2 separate regions of the Homo sapiens genome follow, and region 2 is linked to region 1. Evidence: read pairs that join two places in POLR2A ChIA-PET (ENCODE). Cell type or tissue: Caco-2. All regions are shown on one strand. Links, peaks and the distances in the headings refer to the core of each region. The heading gives the core; the rest is flanking DNA.

The links. Peaks named below come from ENCODE experiments on the same cell type or tissue, not always from the same donor. Only the 100,000 strongest peaks of a DNase experiment are listed, where the experiment ranks them.
Region 2: POLR2A ChIA-PET joins it to region 1 with 11 read pairs; 1 of 35 experiments calls an interaction of 5 or more read pairs at or near these places.

The regions. Positions count from the first base shown.
Region 1 is chr22:30,319,876-30,330,380 of GRCh38, forward strand. TBC1D10A (TBC1 domain family member 10A) reads right to left here and starts at 7,066. Exons shown (of 9, transcript NM_031937.3): 1 at 6,798-7,066. The coding sequence starts at 7,006. RefSeq lists an enhancer at 5,473-6,422 and silencers at 6,639-6,688, 6,989-7,318. In Caco-2, for the core only: no CTCF peak of the experiment used is centred there; DNase peaks (open chromatin) are centred at 6,551, 7,266 and 8,066; H3K4me3 peaks cover 1,794 bases.
Region 2 is chr22:31,052,065-31,061,214 of GRCh38, forward strand. It overlaps the pseudogene RN7SL633P. Among named protein-coding and RNA genes, the nearest start is that of SMTN, 25 kb to the right of the region's middle. In Caco-2, for the core only: no CTCF peak of the experiment used is centred there; a DNase peak (open chromatin) is centred at 3,717.

The DNA.
Region 1 (10,505 bases), core at 2,506-10,505:
GGATGATGGCAGGGCTCTGCTCTAGTCGGCAATGCATCCTGAGCCTGTAGGCTCAATTACCTCGACTGAGGAAGAGAAAGGGGAAGAGAATGGTCAGTGCTATGTAGCTAGAGGAGCACTGGGTGACAGTCGGAGGACCTGGGATCCCTCTCCGGTCTGGCTCCACAGTTCACTAACAGCAAGAGTTCTCCAACCTTCAGATTCCTCACCGGTACAAGCAACATAATCCCTGCCTCATCTACAAAGTAACACTTCTTCCAAAAGGCACAGACTAGATATCAAAGTCAAATGGCCATTATGCAGCATGTTGGGGTCAAGACCAATGCAATCCGGACTCTGGCCTATGGGAGGACTAAATCAGGCCTGATCTGGCCATGCTTCCAGGACCTCTCCAAGGATTTTCCTCCCTGTGCCTTTCTCCTGCTTGATGGCCATGACCTTTCCCTGTACTGAGACCTGCTCTGCCCTCCATACTGGAAGGGGGAGGTAGCCAGATTCCTGCTAACTCCTGCCCTGGGTGTGGGGACCTCAGGGACCTTAGGGACTTAGGGACAGTAAGCACCTGGCACCCTGCCTGCTGCCACCTTAGCAAGGTGTAGTCACTACTGGATGCAGTGTCAAGAAACAGGTTCTAGTCCCAGTTCTGCCATTTACCAGCTGGCAAACCTTGGGCACTTTTTCCTCGGTCTTCAGTACGCTCATCCACAGAATGGGGATAATCACCCCTCTCAGGGGAAGTAAGGATTCACCATGGGTTAGGGTTCATTCCTGCCGACAGGGGCTGGGCCTCACTGACACTCATCATTATAGCCAAAGATGGGAAGTAGAAAATGAAAAGATAGAACCACGAGCTGCTCCAGTCTTTAAGAGGGAGAAGAACATTCACTGAGCACCTACCCTGTATTATTAGTTCATTTAAACCTCAGAATGATCCTGCAAAGTCAGTGTTATCATAACCATTCTGCAGGTGAGAAACTGAGGCTCAGAGAAGTGAAGCAACATGTCCAAGATCACACAGCCAGCCAGATTCTGGCGCTTGTGTGAGGAGGGAGCACACAGTACCTTCTCTTGCCCACCTCGATATAAACAGATTGGGTGGCTGGGCCACAGCCAGGCCTCACTGCCCCTTGGGAGGTCCTGTTTCAGGCCCAGATGCTGGTAGGACAAAACATCAAGTAGGTGCTACCATCTTATCTCTTTCCCACAGCTTAGAGTTTCCCAGCAGGCGGACACTCAGGCACCTTCCCAGGGTAGCAGCTGGTGTGCCGGCTCCCTCCTTTACCAAGTCAGGTCTTGTCTGAGGACCTAACACTCACAGGGCCACCAAACCGGATATTCCTTCGAGGCTAAGAAGGGAAAAATGAGAGAAAATGGGAGGGCCTGCAGTCTAGAGTCACAGCCCAGGGCCCCATATGTACAAATGCCTCCTTCCAGATGGGCCACCCAGGGACCACCCCAATGCCAGCTCCATGCTCTCCTGGGATCTGTAACAGCTCAAGAAAAGTAGATGCTCTGAGTTTACTAACTAGAGAATAAGGCAAGGAGTCAGAATCTGGCCTGCCAGGAGGGCCCTGACCCCACTCCAATAAAAACTGGCACACAATAAACTATAGGGATGCCAATTAAGCCAGTTCTATGATTTCCAAAGTTGGCTAGTAATGAAAGGCCCAGGGAATGAGAACTAAAGAAGGCAATACTGCTATTCCAGATGTTTCTCCCTGGGCCCAGCTCAGATCCCTTGCTCCCATAACAGGAAGCCAACACCCATGGGATCCCAAAGAGCATAGCTCCTCACCTCATTTGGCCTGCAGACTGGGCGGACTGAGGCTGGATGGGAAGCTCTCAGCCTCAGGAGGCCAGACCTGACAATCACATAGGAAAAGGAGAAGAAGGTCAGGGACCACCTCTCTCAGGTCACCTCCCTCGGGCCAGGAGACCTGGTATAAAACTTGTATCCTTCTTTCCCTTCCCAACCACTTCCTCTATGCTACAGAAGGGACACCAAACAAGTCTGTTCTTCCTGCTCCAAAGTGACAGGAGGGGTATCATCACTCCTCCCACCCTTCCCTGCTGAAAACATCTTTTTCCTCAACTGGTCCTGGGCCTTTTTTTTTTTTTTTTTCTTTGAGACACGGTCTGTCTCACCCAGACTGGAGTACAGTGGCATGACCTCAACTCATTACAACCTCCGCCTCCCAAGCTCAAGCGATTCTCCTGTCTCAGCCTCCTGAGCAGCTGGGATTATGGGCGTGAGCCACTACCGCCTGGCTAATTTTTGTATTTTTAGTAGAGACGGGGTTTCACCATGTTGGCCAGGCTGGTCTCAAACTCCTGACCTCAAATGATCTGCCCACCTCGGCCTCCTAAAGTGCTGGGATTACGGCGGTGAACCACTGCACCCGGCCCTTCCTGGGCTTCAATGCCCCACTCGGTCTCCAGCCAAGCCAGAAGAACTAATGCTGTCGGCACTCTGATCTATGCCTATGCCACCCACAGGATCATTTACTGGCAAGCTGCTTTCTTGTCTGTGGCTACTACTCAAAAACAGACAGGGACCATCTCAGTCTCACTAAAGGTTCCCTGCGGAGTAGGCTCAAAAGACAGACAAGGTGAAGAAATGGAAAGGCCTAGGACTGGGAATCAGGAATTCCAGGTTTCTCACAGGCCTCCAGTTTATCCATCTGTATGCTGATGGCCATCTCTAAGGTCACTTTCAGCTTTTTTTTTTTTTTTTTTTTTTTTTTTTTTAGGCAAGGTCTCCCAGGCTGGAGTGTAGTGGCGTGATTTCAGCTCACGGTAACCTCCACCTCCCTGGGCTCAAGCAGTCTTCCTACCTCAGCCTCCCAAGTGGCTAGGACTATAGGTGCATGACACCACACCCAACTAATTTTTGTATTTTTTGTAGAGATGGGGTTTCACCATGTTGGCCAGGCTGGTCTTGAACTCCTGGGCTCAAGCGATCGCCTGCCTCAGCCTCCCAAAGTGCTGGAATTACAGGCGTGAGGCACAGCACCTAGTCTTTTTTTTTTTTTTTTGAGACAGGGTCATGTTCTGTCTCAAGAAAGAGCTGGGTGGAGCACAGTGGCACCATCTTGGCTTACTGCAACCTCCACCTCCTGGGCTCAAGAGATCCTCCCACCTCTCAGCCTCCCAAGTAGCTGGGATTACAGGTGCCCACCACAATGCCCAGCTAATTTTTTGTATTTTCTTGTAGAGATGGAGTTTCACCATGTTGCCCAGGCTGGTCTCGAATTCCTGAACTCAAGGAATCCACCTGCCTCAGCCTCCCAAAGTGCTGGGATTATAGGCGTGAGCCACCATGCCCTGCCACTTTCAGCTTCCTGACTTGAAATGTCTCCCCGCAAATAAGTATTAATTACTCCACCGCAGGCCTGAGGAGAAAAAGGTGAATGAGCCTCTTCCCAGTCCTGAAGCTAATCAGTCTAATGAACTGGTAATGACAACATATTCTTATCCTTCTGGGCCACTTCTATTAGCCTCATATACTGCTGAGAGAGTCGAAAGTGCTGAGCTAAGTCAGGGAAGGTAAGAGCAGGCAGGTGACTGCTAAGACACTTCTGTTCTACCTGTCTGACACCTGATATCCTGCAGGGACGAAAGGCCATATTTATGGATGGTGAAGGCAGTGGAAACTGTACTGACCTGGGAGTCAGAAACCCTAAGTCCAAGTCCTAGTTCTGCCACTAATATGCTGTGATCTTAAGAAAGTTACTCTTCTCTCTGGGCCTCAGTTTCCTCATCTATGTAAGTAAGGGCTGAGCTGGTCAATCTATTAAGATCCCTTACAGGCCAGGCATGGTGGCTCATGCCTGTAAACCCAGCACTTCGGGAGGCTGAGGCAGGTGGATCGCCTGAGGTCAGGAGTTCAAGACCAGCCTGGCCAACATGGTGAAACTCCATCTCTACTAAAAATATGAAAAATTAGCCAGGTGTGGTGATGGGTGCAATCTCTGCCTCCCAGCTACTCAGGAGGCTGAGACAGGAGAATCACTTGAACCCGGGAGGCAGATGTTGCAGTGAGTTGAGACTGCGCCACTGCACTCCAGCCTGGGTGACAGAGCGAGACTCCGTCTCAAAAAAAAAAGATCCCTTACAGTGCAGTCTATGGTTTTTTTAATCTACTCATGCCATGTAGCTAATAGTCACCTCAGTAAGGTAGCCTGTGACCTGCTTTCTTACCCCCAGGCCTGGCAACTTCCACATCCAAAATGTCTTAAGACAACCTTTGGCCCAGGGTAGCTGAAATGGACCTTTAATCTGGAGTCAGAGTCCCCACCATCTCCACAGTACCCATGAGGGCTAACGTTTCACTTCTCTAGCATAGAACATGGACTCCTAGCCTTCAACCACGAGACTGGGTTCAGGGCGGTCACCCTGAAGCTTTCCATAACTTCCCCTCTATGGCCTTGGGCAGGGACTTACTCTTGGCTTTTTTGAAACCACAATATAAATTAAGTAGGGAACATCGAAGCTTTCAGATACCAGAGATTTTAGGTTGACTGACAGGCTCCAGAAAGTGAGGGAAGGAGAGAGGACTGGAGCTGGGATCCCACCTCAGCCCCAGCCCTACAGACAGCAGCCATGTAGAGGGTGTCTGCAGAGCCACATCCCGGGTTTGTGGTTGTGGGGTAAGAAAGACAGATGTCTGGCTGCCTGGTTGGGGACTACAGCCAAAGGGAGGTGCTTCCACTGGGGCCTCACTCTGCCCACAAATACCAGAGATATGCCCTCATTTTTCTCTTCATTTCTCAGACCCTTAGAAGGAAAGAAAGAAAACTAACATTTTCTGGGCCGCTACTTGTGACAAGCGCTGTGCCAGGCACCTTCACGTATCATATACTCATTTAACCCCCAGAGTAATGTTGGGAAGTGGGTGTTACTGTCGCCCTTTACAGTGAGTAAACAGGCTCAGAGATTCAGGATCTTGCCCAAGGTCACAAAGCTAGCAAGTGTAATTCCTAAGTTTGGCCTTTTCCTAATATATCACATTGCTCTGCACCCCAAGATCTGGTTGATTGCCTGATAAGCATGTAGTAGGAACTCTCATGCCCTAGCATTCTCCCACAAATCTGAGCTCTTCCTTCCAAGGTCCCATAAATGCAACTGGGAACTCCTTTCCTAGATCTCAAGACCACACACCTCCCTGGGTCCTAATCCCAGGTGACTGCTCCTCAATTCAAAACACTCCAGGTCCCCACTAAGTTCTCACAAGTGAATCCCTGGGGAACTGTGACAAAGCATCAGTCAGGGTGAGGGTTCAGAATGAGGGGTGCTCTCTCTGAGTCCTGGACTAAACCTAGCCTGCTGTGAGCCAGTAGGGAGATACTGGAGGAGACAGATCCAGTGGGTGAGAGGGAACTCCCCTTAGGGGAGGGGCCTGGATTTCTCCAAGGAAGAAGGAGGCCTGGTGAATAAGAGGCTTTAGGGCTGGGGAAAATCCCGGAAGTGACAGGGGTTCTTAGACAGTTAAAGCGCTTCCATAAGTCATGAGAGAGTCTGGGGTGACCTTGGACAATCTCAATTGGTCAGAGAAAGGGAGAAAGGATATTCTCTGGAGTAGGGTCATGGCAGGGCCCCAGGAGCTCCTACTGGTGATTGGGATGGAAAGCACACATCAGGAGGGAGTCTTGTCAGTTCTGTGCACAACACTGGTCTCACGTGACAGGACAGCTGGGATGGGAGTGGGGTATGGAGTCCATCTTTCCTAAGGGGACCGCCAGCCTGTACACATGATCTCTGAGGCCTGGGCTCGGGGGATTCTGTGGGGCAACATGGGGCCCAGCTTGGAGGCAAGGTGCTGTTCCACTGCCCCACATTTCTCTGTCTGCTAGCTGGGTGTCTGGGTGCTCTCGGGATAGGACATCGGGGGGTGCTAATATGAGCAGGGACCCTGCTGTCTCCCTGCCTGCCCCCGTCCCACGCCCAAGATCTGCCCTTGGGAGGAGGCGCATACATACACAGGACATACACAGAGCCCATCTACTGGCTCCTGTGGCTGCTGGAGCTGATGGTCTGTCCTAGTGGTGGGGCTCCCTGTCGCCCTGTACGTGCTGGGAAGGGGGAGTACCTGCCCACCTGTTGCCAGTGCCAGTGGAGGAAGCTGTGTATGAGCGGATAGGGGGCCCTTCTCCGACCCTTCCATGAGGAGAAGGGACTGTCTGTCCCAGGATGGAGCTGAGGGGAGGGAGGTGACCAATGTCTGTCCATCCAGAGGTCTGTATGCCTCGAGGAAAGGGTCAGTCTGTCCTGGGAAGGGGTGGGGGCGGGGCAGTCAGTCCTGAAGTCGGTCTGAGGTCTCCTGGTGTGGGGGCAGTGAGGCGGGGAGACAAGGGCGTCTGTGGGTTTGTGGGAGGGGGAAAGATGGAGAATGAGTGTCTATGGAGGGGGGCGCCAGCCATCTGGGAGCCTGTCGGGGTGGCAGAAACAATCATCCCTAAGGTCTTGGCGGCAGGGGTGGGTTTGGGGCAGTCTGTCATTCTGTTCCACGGCTGGAAGGAGGGCACAGTCGGTCCTTCCTGGGAGCGGGTCAGTCTGTCCGGAGGGTGGAGGTGGCGGGTGGAGGTGTGGGCCCGTCCGCCCCCTGGGTCGGAAGTAGGACTGCGAAGGGGGCGGGTCTAGGAAGGCAGGGGTGGTGGGGGTGGGGCAGGGGAGGGAACGGGGATTAGTGGTCCCTGCCTGGGAGGGGGACGTGTCGGCAAGTCCCGAGGGCGCCTCCGTCCGTGTCGAGGCCCCTCGCGTGGGTGGCGCGCTCAGTCCCGACCCCCGGCGCTACTCACGCGCCCTCGGCGCCCTGCGAGCCCACGATGAAGCCGAACTTGTCGATGCGGCGCTCGGCGAAGCCGTTGGCCTCCGAGTCAGACCCGAGAGAGCTGAGTTCGTCGGTGGTTGCGGCGTCGGGGCCCTGGGCCAGGCTCTCCCGGGTTCCCGACAGGCTTTCCCCGGCCGCGGGCGCGCGCGGCCCATTCTCTCCGTTGCTCTTCGCCATCCCAGCCGCGCCCGCCGCCTGAGCTCCAGCGGCCACCTCAGCCGCCCTGCTGCCGCCGACGCCCCGCCCACGCGCGGCGCCTATTGGCCGCCGCAAGGCCGGGGGGCGGGGCTCCAGGCCCACCCCGGAGCTCTCCCCCCACGCCCAATGGGCGCCGCGGACCCCGGGCCCCGCCCACCCTCCCCCGGCGGGCGCCAACAAGCCCGAAGTGAGGGGGCGGGGCAGCCGTCACCGCAGCCCTCCCCGCCCTCCTCCGGGCTGCCAATCACAAGAACTCACCTGGACGAGCTCGGGCCTTTCCGGGTTGGCTCCAAGCGGGGCCTGTCACCTACTGCAGAGCGCGAGCCGGAGGCCCAGGGCTTCCTCCATGGATTCCTCATCTGCCTCCTGAGCCCCGCTCCCTGCGAGACCCCAAGGACGTGGTAGGGATTGTTTGCCCCATTCATTTATGAGGAACTCTGAGGAGGCCCAAGTGAGTTCAGGGACGCAGAGCGGCTTAAAGGCCCAGCCTGAGCCAGAAGTCTGGCAGTCCCATTGCACTCACTGCTTCTGGGGCTTTAAATTACCTCGTGAGACCTAATTATTAATAATCACCAGCGTTTACTGAGCCACGCACGCCCGAAGCTCTACCTACTTTCTCCTGTAGTCTTTTCCCCAGCAGTTTTATGGAACATAAACATACCATAAATTCACGTTTAAAGTGTACAATGATTTTTAGCATATTTACAGAGTTGTGCAGCCATCACAACATTCTAATTTTAGAACATTTTCATCACCCCAAAAAGAAACTCCTACCAATTAGCAGTCACTCCGCATCCTGGCTCCCCCAGTCCCTGGCAACCACTAATCTGCTTCCTGTTTCTATAGATGTCCCTTTTCTGGATATTTCATATAAATGGAATTATACAATATATGGCCTTTTATGTCTGGATTCTTTCTCTTGAACATTTTCAAGTTTCATCCACATTGTAGCATGTATCAGTGCTTCTGGATTCACATCTGCCCCAGGTATGTCTGACTCCACCCCTCCCTTTCCTGGGATAGGCCCACACCGCCATGAAAGACCTATACTGCCCCTCCTGGGAGCTGGGACTATACCAGATTTTGTTTTTCCATTCATCAGTGATGGTCATTCGCGTGTTTCTAGTTTTTAGCCATTATGAATAATGCTGCTCTGACCATTCAGGTACAAGCTTTTGTGTGGGGGCCTTATGTTTACATTTCTCTTGGATAGATAAGGAAGAGTGGAATTGCTGGGTCATATGGCAACTGTTTAACCTTTCGAGGAACTGGCAAACTGTTTTCCAAATTGGTTGCAACATGTCTTGTAATCTCTTAGCAATGAGGTATACACCATTATTAGTCCCATTTTACAGTTAAGGAGACTGAGGTAAAGTCAGTTGCCTAAGGTCCCAGAATTAGCTGTGAATATAGCCAGGATTCGAACTTAGCTCTTACCAACTGCCTATATTTGGAGGGATGGGCCGATTTTATCTATATGGGCTTAGCCCCAAGCAGCTGATTTCTGACCCTAGAGATTGTCAACTCTTGGATCTATAATATAATGATAGCTCCTCGCTTATGTCTAGTACTTTATGGTTTACAAGTCACAGTATATTGTCATCTGACACTCCCTGCAGACCTGTGGGAGAGACAGGCCTAGAGAGGGGAAGGGACTGGAAGACTCAGACCTGGCTGCAGGGCCTGGGACAGACTATTCAGGGCCCCAAGGCAAGCCCCAAGAGGGGGTCTTGAGCCTTGAGTGATTTCACCTTGATGCCATGTGGCCTGGACATTCTTGATGGCGTCATTGTACAATCCTCACATTCCATGAGCTTCTGGCTTTCCATAAACAAGGCAAGAACAGACATGGGAGTGGGCACAGGCTATTTTGGTCTTAAACCCTCAGTCTAGGAGGATGTTCCTTCTCTTCAGTGACTCCAGACAGTGGTGGGCTCCTGGTCCCAGCTCCCAGGAGGGGCGGTATGGGTCTTTCATGGTGGTATGGGCCTATCCCAGGAAAGGGAGGGGGAGGAGCCAGACATACCTGGGGCAGATGTGAAGCCTCAAGTACAGCAAAGAAAAGTATCCACGACCCTTTGACTTCATGATTCTATCCCTAGGGTTATATCCCAAACATGTTCTTACTCAGCTCTGTGAGGGCACAAATATAGAGACGTTCACCCCAGGGATATTTGGGGAGGGGGTAGATTAGAGACCCTGAGTGTTCATCTTTAGGAGACTGTATAGATGTTACTCCAGTGATGCTTCAGCTTCTAATTTTCTTTAATCAAACCACCAGGATTTGAATTTATGCTCTGTGACCTTGAGCAAATTACTTCTCTCTGAGCCCATTTCCTCATCTATAAATTGGAAATTCTGAAAAAATTCTTCCTTGGAAGAATTGTGCTGAGACTTTAGTGTGACAGTATGCGCTAAACACCTGGCACATGGAGAAGCCCAGTAAATAATGGCCAGGAGCTGGGCGCGGTGGCTCATGCCTGTAATCCCAGCACTTTGAGAGGCTGAGGTGGGTGGATCACTTGAGATCAGGAGTTCGAGACCAGCCTGGCCAACGTGGTGAAACCCCGTCTCTATTAAAAATTCAAAAATTAGCTGGGCGTGGTGGCAGGCGCCTGTAATCACAGCTACTCAGGAGGCTGAGGCAGGAGAATCGCTGGAACCTGGGAGGCAGAGGTTGCAGTGAGCAGAGATCACACCACTCCAGCCTGGGTGACAGACAAGACTCCATCTCAAAATAAATAAATAAATAAATAAATAAATAATGGCCAGGAGTGGTGGCATTTGAAGCTTGCAAAAGGAATTGCAAATTCATTATTGTCTTGAGTGTTCCCCATCACAGCCTGTGGCTGCAGCGGGGGAGTTTGCCCAATTTAACCTATGGCACGTGGCTTGGGAGACTTCACTTCGTGGCTGTGCCCCTCAACAACTGGGTGTCCTTGTGTGAAATTGCTAACTTTTGTATTTTTTTGTAGAGATTAGGTCTTACTATGTGGCCTAGGATGGTCTTGAACTCCTGGGCTCAAGTGATCTTCCCGCCTTGGCCTCCCAAATTGTTGGGATTACAGGCGTGAGCCTCCATGCCTGGCCAAACTCCAGAGTTCTTTATTTAATACACCTATAATGAGCCAGACATTAGTGCAGGGGTGTCCAACCTTTCGGCTTCCCTGGGCCACACCGGAAGAAGAATTGTCTTAGGCCATACATAAAATACACTAACGATATAGCTGATGAGTTAAAAAACATTGCAAAAAAAAATCTCATAATGTTTTAAGGAAGTTTACAAATTTGGGGCCGGGCGCGGCTCATGCCTATAATCCCAGCACTTTGGGAGGCCGAGGAGGGCGGATCATGAGGTCAGGAGATCGAGACCATCCTGGCTAACACGGTGAAACCCCGTCTCTACTAAAAATACAAAAAATTAGCCGGGCGTGGTGGCAGGAGCCTGTAGTCCCAGCTACTCGGGAGGCTGAGGCAG
Region 2 (9,150 bases), core at 1-8,000, 730 kb after region 1:
AGATCACCTGAGGTTGGGAGTTCGAAACCAGCCTGGCCAACATGGCGAAACCCCATTTCTACTAAAAATACAAAAATTAGCCAGGCCTAATGGTGTATGTCTGTAATTCCAGCTACTTGGGAGGCTGAGGCACAAGAATCACCTAAACCCGGGAGGTGGAGGTTGCAGTGAGCCGAGACTGTGCTACTGCACTGCAAACTGGGTAACAGAGCGAGACTCTGTCTCAAAAAAAAAAAAAAAAAAAAAATTAGCCAGGCATGGAGGTGCATGCCTATAGTCCCAGCTACGCAGGAGGCTGACAGGAGGATCACTTGAGCCCCAGAGTTCCAGGCTGCAGTGAACCATGATCATGCTACTGCACTCCAGGCTGGGCAACAGACCAAGACCCTGTCTCTTTAAAAAAAAAAAAAAAAAAAAAAAAAAAAAGAAGCTGTGCACGGTGGCTCACGCCTGTAATCCCAACACTTTGGGAGGCTGAGGCAGGCAGATCACAAGGTCAGGAGTTCGAGACCAGCCTGACCAACATGGTGAAACCCCATCTCTACTAAAAATACAAAAATTAGCTGGGCATGGTTGAGCGTGCCGGTAATCCCAGCTACTTGGGAGGCTGAGGCAGGAGAATCGCCTGAACCCGGGAGGCAGAGGTTGCAGTGAGCCAAGATTGTGTCACTGCACTCCAGCCTAGGCAACAGAGTGAGACTCCATCTCAAAAAAAAAACAAAAGAAAAAGAAAAAGAAAGAAAGAGAAAGAAAGAAAGAGAGGAAGAAAGAAAGGGAAGGAAGGAAGGAAGGGAGGGAGGGAAAGAAAGAGAAAGAAAGAGGAAAGAAAGAAGAAAGAAAGAGAAGGAGAGGAAGAAAGAAAAAAAGAGAAAGAAAAAAGAAAGAAAAAGAAGAAAGAAAATGAAAAATATGATTAATACAGGCATATCTCTGGTTTATGCTGTTGTCAGAATGTTGGCCCACACTGCAGTCATTCAAAGGCTTGACTGGGTCTGGAGCCACTTTTAAGGTTGCTCACTCACATGCCTGGCAAGCTGGGGCTAGCTGTTGATGGGAGGACTTAGGTTCTCCCCATGCAGGCCTCTCCATAGGGCTACTGGGTGTCCTCACAACATGGCAGCAGGCTTCCGCTAGAATGAGTAATTTAAGAGAGCAAGGCAGAAGCAACAATGGTTTTTATGAGCTGCCCTCAGAAATCACTCTTTGAAATGAATCACTAAGTCCAGCCTACTTTCAAGGGGAAGGGATGAGTCTCCACCTTCTGAAAGGAGAGATGTCAAGGAACTTGCAGGCATATCTTAAAACCATCAGATCTGCTGGGCCCAGTGGCTCATGCCTGTAATCCTAGCACTTTGAGAGGCCAAGGCAGGGGGATTACTTGAGGCTAGGAATTTGAGACCAGCCTGGGCAACATAGTGAGATCCCATCTCTACAAATTTTTTAAAAAATTAGCCAGGTGTGGTGACATGCACCTGTTGTCTCAGCTACTGGGGAGGCTGAGATGGGAGGATCTCAGCCACAAGTTCAAGGCTGCCATGAGCTATGATCACGTCACTGCACTCCAGCCTGGGCAACAGAGTGAGACCCTGTCTCTAAAAAAAATAATAATAATAATAACCATCAGATCATTTCTCACTACAAGGGAGTCAGGGAAAACAACAGAGAACAGGATTGTCATGACTAGCCTAGACCAATCACAGTTCGCCAACTGGGACACACTGCCACCACAGACAGAAATCAGGGCTCAGTTATCAAGGAAGTAGAAGGAAGGTTAATGGGGAGGCAGTCAAGAGTATCTGCCACAGCCAGGATGATGCAGGAGGAAGAAAATAGGGTTGCTCGATAAATGTATATCCTGATATTCCGTGGGACATAAACTAAAACGTTGTTTATCTGAACTCAAATTCAACTGGGTGTCCTACATTTATATTGGCTCAATTTAGTATCCCTAAGTGAGAAACAAGCTTCAGTGGCCATCGCAGGAAGTCAGCAAGGACTGGGACTTCTTTGGAAAGAGAAACAAAAGAAGACCTGGGGTGATCTGCGGGGGAGAGGCAAGTCGTTGGGACAGAAAAAGAGGAGGTGGCCAGGCACAGTTGCTCAGGCCTGTAATCCCAACACTTTGGGAGGCCGAGATGGGCAGATCACTTGAGTCCAGGAGTTCGAGACCAGCCTGGGCAATGTGGCAAAACCCTGTCTGAACTAAAACCACAAAAACTAGCTGAGTGTGATGGCACATGCCTATAGTCCCAGCTACTCTGGAGGCTGAGGTGGGAGCATCACCTGAGCCTGGGAGGTCAAGGCTGCAGTGGGCTGTGATCACAGCACTGCACTCCAGCCTGAGCAACAGAGCAATACCCTGTCTCAAAAAAAGAAAGACAGGAGATTGGGGAGGCTGAGGTCTCTTGTTTTATTATTCACTGCTGCCACCCCAACACCACATGTGGAAGCCACCACCACCACCACCACAAAAAAAGGTATCCACAGTTTTTTTCTTTTGAGACTGTCTTGCTCTGTCACCCAGGCTGGAGTGCAGTGGCGCCATCTCGGCTCACGGCAACCTCTACCTCCAGAGTTCAAGCAATTCCCCTGCCTCAGCCTCCTGAGTAGCTGGGATTACAGGGGCCCGCCACCACATCCAGCTAATTTTTGTATTTTTAATAGAGATGGGGTTTCACCATGTTGGCCAGGCTGCCAGGCTGGTCTCAAACTCCTGACCTCAAGTGATCCGCCTGCCTCAGCCTCCCAAAGAGCTGGGATTACTCGTGTGAGCCACTGTGCTTGGCCCCACCGCCCCACATTTTTTTTTTTTTTTTTTTTTGGAGATGGGATCTCACTCTGTCTCCCAGGCTGGAGTGCAATAACCAATCACAGCTCACTGCAGCGTCAACCTCGCAAACTCAGGTGATCTTCCTACCTCAGCCTCCTGAGTAGCCGGGACCATGGGCACGCACTACCATGCCCAGCTAATGTTTACAAAATTTTTGTAGAGACGGGGTCTCCCTATGTTGCCCAAGCTGGTATGTTCACTCTTCATCTCAAAACATAGCCAGGAAGCTCTAGCCAGGAGCACTTCTCTTTCCAACACCCTGAAAAACAGCTCATAAAGCTGAAATGGGGGCTGAGGGGCGTGCCACAAGATACATCCCAGGGGTATGGGAACTGGGAGCCTCACTGCGTGACCTCAGGCAAGGCCCTCCCCTCTCTGGGCCTCCTTTTCCTTGGCTGTATAATGAGGGATTGATCTAAATTGTCTCCCAGGGCCCTTTTACTTGGACCATGTGTCTCCCTCCCAAAAGGAAAAACTAGAGGGAACCAAAAGATGTGGGTGGTTTCCCTTGTTCCATCTCCAAGCCCCAAATTTGGATGAAAATGTCCAGTGTGACATAGATTTAATATAAACACTCGTGCATTAACACTCACAAATACCCCAAAAGGAGTCCCAGATGGGCTATTTTTATCCCTTAAAACACACACACACAGAAACACACAACACTCCAATCCCCATCACCCGCACTTGGTCAGTATCTCCAGTTGGTTTTTACGAGAAGAGAGAGTTCCAGTTAAAGGGAGCTAATTAAACAGCTTTGACTTGGGGCGGGAAAGAGGCTGTCGAAAGCCTCCTCGCTGGGCATGATGTCACCACAATTGTGCGTTTCTCATGACCCAAGAATGTGAATGTGTTTGCACTGCACGTCGGAGCCAGAGCCGGTGATGCAAGCACAGCCTGGTAAACAGGCCCCAGACAGGCAGGCCCTGTGAGGAGCCGTGGTGCAGAGGCCTGGCAGGGGCCCAGCTAGTGTTTAACTCCTTCCTGGCAGAACTGGCTGCTGGGCCGCTAAGGTTTGGTCAAGGAGCCTTCTCCACCCGTCCCTGCTTCTCTCTGAGGCACAGTCCCTGTTAGTGGCAAGCCGTCAATCTGGAGCCACAGTAGACCTGCATTCCCACCCACCTGCAGGTTTTGCTCGCTCAGGAGCCTTGGGTAGGTGACTCTCTGGTCCCGAGTCTCAGTTTTCTTATCTGTACAATGGGAAGAGGAATCAGGCCCTCAATCTCATACCTACAGCTCCAAGTTCAGAAAATTCAGACAGCCAGAGGCTTTTCTGCACACTTAGTGAAAACTCATTCAGGAGCAATATCTGACCTGGATTGACTGAGGGTGTGCAATCTGTTCATTTCACTTAGAGTCAATACTCACACTTCTAGCTACAGAAATATTCGTATGTTTCATTGGAGATGGATGGATCCAGACCCCACTGGATTACCTTTTAAAATCTAAAAAAATCCTGAATTCTGAGGCTGGGAGCAGTGGCTCATGCCTGTAATCCCAGCACTTTGGGAGGCCGAGGCGGGAGGATCACTTGAGCCCAGGAGTTTGAGGTTGCAGTGAGCCATGACTGTGCCACTGCACTCCAGCCTGAATAACAGACCGAGACCCTGGCTGAAAAAAACAAAAATGAATTCTGAAACCTATCCAGCCACAAGTGTGTTGATCAGGTCTTATGGGCCTGAGGCACCTGCCTCTAGCCTGTTGGGAAACTTACTGAGCGACTGCCTTCTGCTAGAATGTCAGCCCCCAAGGACAGGGCTTAACTCTGTCCCCGATGTGTCTGCAGCAGCCAGTGCAGTACCTGGCATGTAGCAAGCACCCAAACAATAGTTCTTGAATCTTTAGCTGAAGTTATTCATCCCCCATACATGCCATGGTGGTGAATATGGGAAACTGAGGCCCAAGCCTCTGAGCTGGTCTGCCCTAGATCTTTTCCCACAGATGATGTTCTGACTTTCCCCCCAAAAAGGTAGCTGTTCACCTTTCTCTGCCAGCAGCTCACAAACAGCTTGATGACCCCCCTCCAACATTCCAGGGCAGCTGGCTGGTTTTGCGGGCACCAAAGAGTTTTCTTTGGCTAAAGGTTCAGCCGATTAAAAAAGGGGGCCCCCATGCATTAAAGCTGGGGGTGGGGAACGGGCAGTCACAGAGTAGAGTAGGGGCTGAAGGTGTCATTAAAGCTCGGGTCGGGGGAGTGGAAATGGAATCTGCTAGCTGGCCTGAGACTAAAAGCCAGATCCCTGGATCCTTCCAGAGGACTATGAATGTGCTAGTCAGGCTCTGCCTTAATCCTAAAGCTGGAGAATTATCCAGACCCATGAAGAGCTGCCAGGAAGAAAAAATTCCTCCCCAGTGTGGTCTGCCCTACCCCCACCTTCCATGGTGCCCTGAGAAACTCCCTTTTCCTCTCTTGGCTTCAACATAATGGAGTTGGAGAATCCAAGACAGTGGATCAGAGCTCCTGAGATCATGGACTTAGACTCAGGTTCAGGCCCAGACTCTTCCTCTTGCTGGGCAAGGAGCTAGGGCAAGTCAATTTCAAGCCTTAGTTATCACATCTGTAAAATGGCACTAAGTTAGAGGGATATTGTCCAGATGACTGTGTCTGGTACATAGTAGCAATAAAAAAGACATTAGCTGGCCAGGCATGGTGGCTCACGCCTGTAATCCTAACAATTTGGGAGGCCAAGGAGGGCGGATCACTTGAGGCCAGGAGTTGGAGACCAGCCTGGCCAACACAGTGAAACCCTGTCTCTACTAAAAATACAAAAATTAGCTGGGCATAGTGGCTTGTGCCTGTAATCCCAGCTACATGGGAGGCTGAGGCAGGAGAATTGCTTGAACCTGGGAAGTGGAGGTTGAAGTGAGCCGAGATCAGGCCATTGCACTCCAGCCTGGGTGACAGAGCGAGATTCTGTCTCAAAAAAAGAGAAACATTAGCTAATATTACCCTCAGCATGGATACTCCTACCAGTCTGATGTTCTGTTTTAGGTACTTCGTACCATCATAACCTCATTGTTGGAGCACTCACTATGTTCCAGGTACTACGCTAAGTGCTTCACAAGCATTCTTTCATTTCATCCTCCCAACATCTCTCAAATAGGTACTAGCACTGTCCTCACTATTCAGGGGAGAAGTCTGCGGTTCAGAGGGGTGAAGTGATTCCTCTAAGACTGCATAACTTGTAAGTGGCAGAGCTAGGACCTGTCAGACTCTAAGCGCTTCATACCACACCTACAGGAAATATCTAGCAGCCAGTTCCATGCTCAGTTTCTTGAAGCATGAGATTCCAGGCCCCTAATATGGCATGTGACTGTGGGCAGTACAGAGGCCTCAATTCTCCCATCTGAACCATGGGGAAGGTCCCCCCGCCCTGAATCCCCTACAGGGCTGAGAGGAGGGCTCTGGAAACCTTGAAAAGGACTTTGTAGACTCTGAGCTGGGCACCCTCAAAGGCTTGGTTAGGAGGGAGACAAGAGAAAGAATTAATCCACTTCCCACCAAGGAAGCCAAGAGCTGAAGGAGAAATGGTCCGTGTCCTCCTCCAGGGCCTGCCCCTCAGCATGGTTCCTCCCTTTGTTAGGAGGGTTAAGAACTTGGCCAAGTCTCAGCTCCACTCATCTCTGGCTGTATGTTCTTTGTACTTCCCCTCTCTGAGTGTCGGGCTTCTCAACTGTGAAATGGGGGTGATAATGATAACAGCCTTACCAGGACTGTAGTAAGGACAAGCCTTGGCCCATTGGTTCATTGTCTTAGTCTGCTCCTGTTGTTATAACAAAATACCTCAGACTCAGTAATATATAAACAACAGAAATATGTTGCTCATAGTTCTAGAGGCTGAGAAATCCAAGAACAAGGTGTCAGTAGATTGGGTGTCAATGAGGGCCTGTTCCTCATAGATGACGTCTTCTATGTCTTTACATGGTAGAAGGGGTGAACAAACTCCCTCAGGCTTCTTTTATAAGGGCACTAATCCCATTTATAAGGATGGAGCTTCATGAAGTGATCGCCCCCAAAAGTCCCACCTCTTAATACTACCACATTGCAGATTACGTTTCAATATATAAATTGGAGGAGACACATTGAGACACATGGATATTGGTTGAATAATTATCTTTCTTTTTTCTTTTTTTTTTTTTGAGACAGAGTCTTACTCTGTTGCCTAGACTGGAGTGCAATGGCACGATCTTGGCTCACTGCAACCTCTACCTCCTGGATTCAAGTGATTCCTCTGTCTCAGCCTCCCAAGTGGCTGGGATTACAGATGCATGCCACCATGCCTGGCTAATTTTTGCATTACTAGTAGAGGCAGGGTTTCACCATGTTGGCCAGGCTGGTCTCAAACTCCTGACCTCAAGTGATCCGCCCACCTCGGCCTCCCAAAGAGCTGGGATTACAGGCGTGAGCCACCATGCCTGCCCTGAATAATTATCTTTTGACACCTGGTCTGCAATTCTCATGGAGTTTCCGGTCTGGAAGAAGAGTCTGTATGTAATGTGTTTGGCACAGGTAGGTGCCCAATGGGTGGGTAGATGGATGGATGGATGGATGGGTGGATGGATGAGATGAGTGACTTACTGCAGGTCTCACAGTTATAAAGTAACTCTTCCTGATAGCTCACACTGGCCACCAAAGACACATTAAGCACTGATTAGAGAGGTACTCCATGGACCAAATTACTTGAGCAAAGTCTTAGAATTAGGAATTATTGCAGCATGGATAAGAGGCATTCATTTTATGTTCTCTTTTAGTATTTTTCCCAACAAGATCCTGAGAAGGAGGATCTGGATGGAGGTTCTGCCAGAGCCCCCTGGAGCAGAGCCAGGAAGTTGAGTAGGGAGTAGCGCCCCACAGCCCATATGAGCAGGCAGGAGCAGGCCAAGCCTGAGGGTCGGGCCTCAGAGGCCTGGCCTGGCCGTATTTAGTTTTCAAGGCACTGGAAGGCTTCTCACCTCCTCTGCTGTCCAGGCACAGAAGCAAGGCCACCCACAGTTGCTGAGTCAGGGAGGCCCCTAGGGCAGGAACAGAGGCCCCACAGTGGGGTAACTTGAACACAGTGGTTCAGAGCCTGGTCTCTGTCAAGAAGATATGGTGCTGGGAACAGTGGTGTGTCCCTGTGGTTCGCGCTCCTCGGAAGGCTGAGGCAGGAGGATAAGCCTAGGGATTCTTGAGCCCAAGAGTTCTAGGCTGTAGTGTACTATATTGATCGAGTGTCTGTGCTAAGTTCAGCTTCAATATGGTGACCTCCTGTAAGCAGGGGTGTCTAAGGAGGGGTGAACAGGCCCAAGATGAAAATGGAGCAGGTCAAAACTGTGCTGATCAGTGGTGGGATTGTGACTGTGAATAGCCACTGCATTCCACCCTAGACAACATAGTGAGACTCTGTCTCTAAAAGTAAATAAATAGGCTGTGCGCAGTGGGCTCACGCCTGTAATCCCAGCACTTTAGGAGGCCAAGGCAGGCGGATCACTTGAGGTCAGGAGTTCAAGACCAGCCTGGCCGATATGGCGAAACCCTGTCTTTACTAAGAATATAAAAATTAGCTGGTCATGATGTCATGTGCCTGTGGTCCCAGCTACTCAGGAGGCTAAGGCAGGAGAATCACTTGAACCCGGGAGGCAGAGGTTGCAGTGAGCTGAGATCACATCACTGCACTGCAGCCTGGGCAATGAGTGAGACCCTATCTCAAAAAAAAAATTAATTAAATTAAATTTAAAAATGTAAATAAATAAGTAAATAAATAAATAAAAGCTGTGGGTTCAAATCCTGCTCAACAACCAATAGCTGTGTGCCTGGCCTACATATCACCTATCAGAGCCTTTGTTTTCTTTATTTGTAAAAACAACAACAAAAATGGCGGTAAAAACAAGCACCATTACTGAGTTGGTTATGTACAAGCCTCTGCTAAGCACCTTACCTGCATTATCTTATTTAATTGTCATCACAATAAACAAGTATTATTATTGTCCTCCTGAAACAAAATACATGAGAACGGTGTCTCTCATCCATGCTGCCGTAATTTCTAACCCAAGCCGCTGCTCATGCAGTCCCATCTACCTGGAGTGTATCTCTTTTTTTTTTGAGACGGAGTCTTGCTCTGTCTCCAGCTGGAGTGCAGTGGTGCAATCTTTGCTCACTGCAGCCTCTGCCTCCCGGGTTCCAGAGATTCTCCTGCCTCAACCTCCCGAGTAGCTGGGATTACAGGCAAGTGCCACCACACCTGGCTAATTTTTGTATTTTTAATAGAGTCGGGGTTTCGCCATGTTGGCCAGGCTGGTCTCAAACTCCTGTCTTCAGATGAGCCACCTACTTCAGCCTC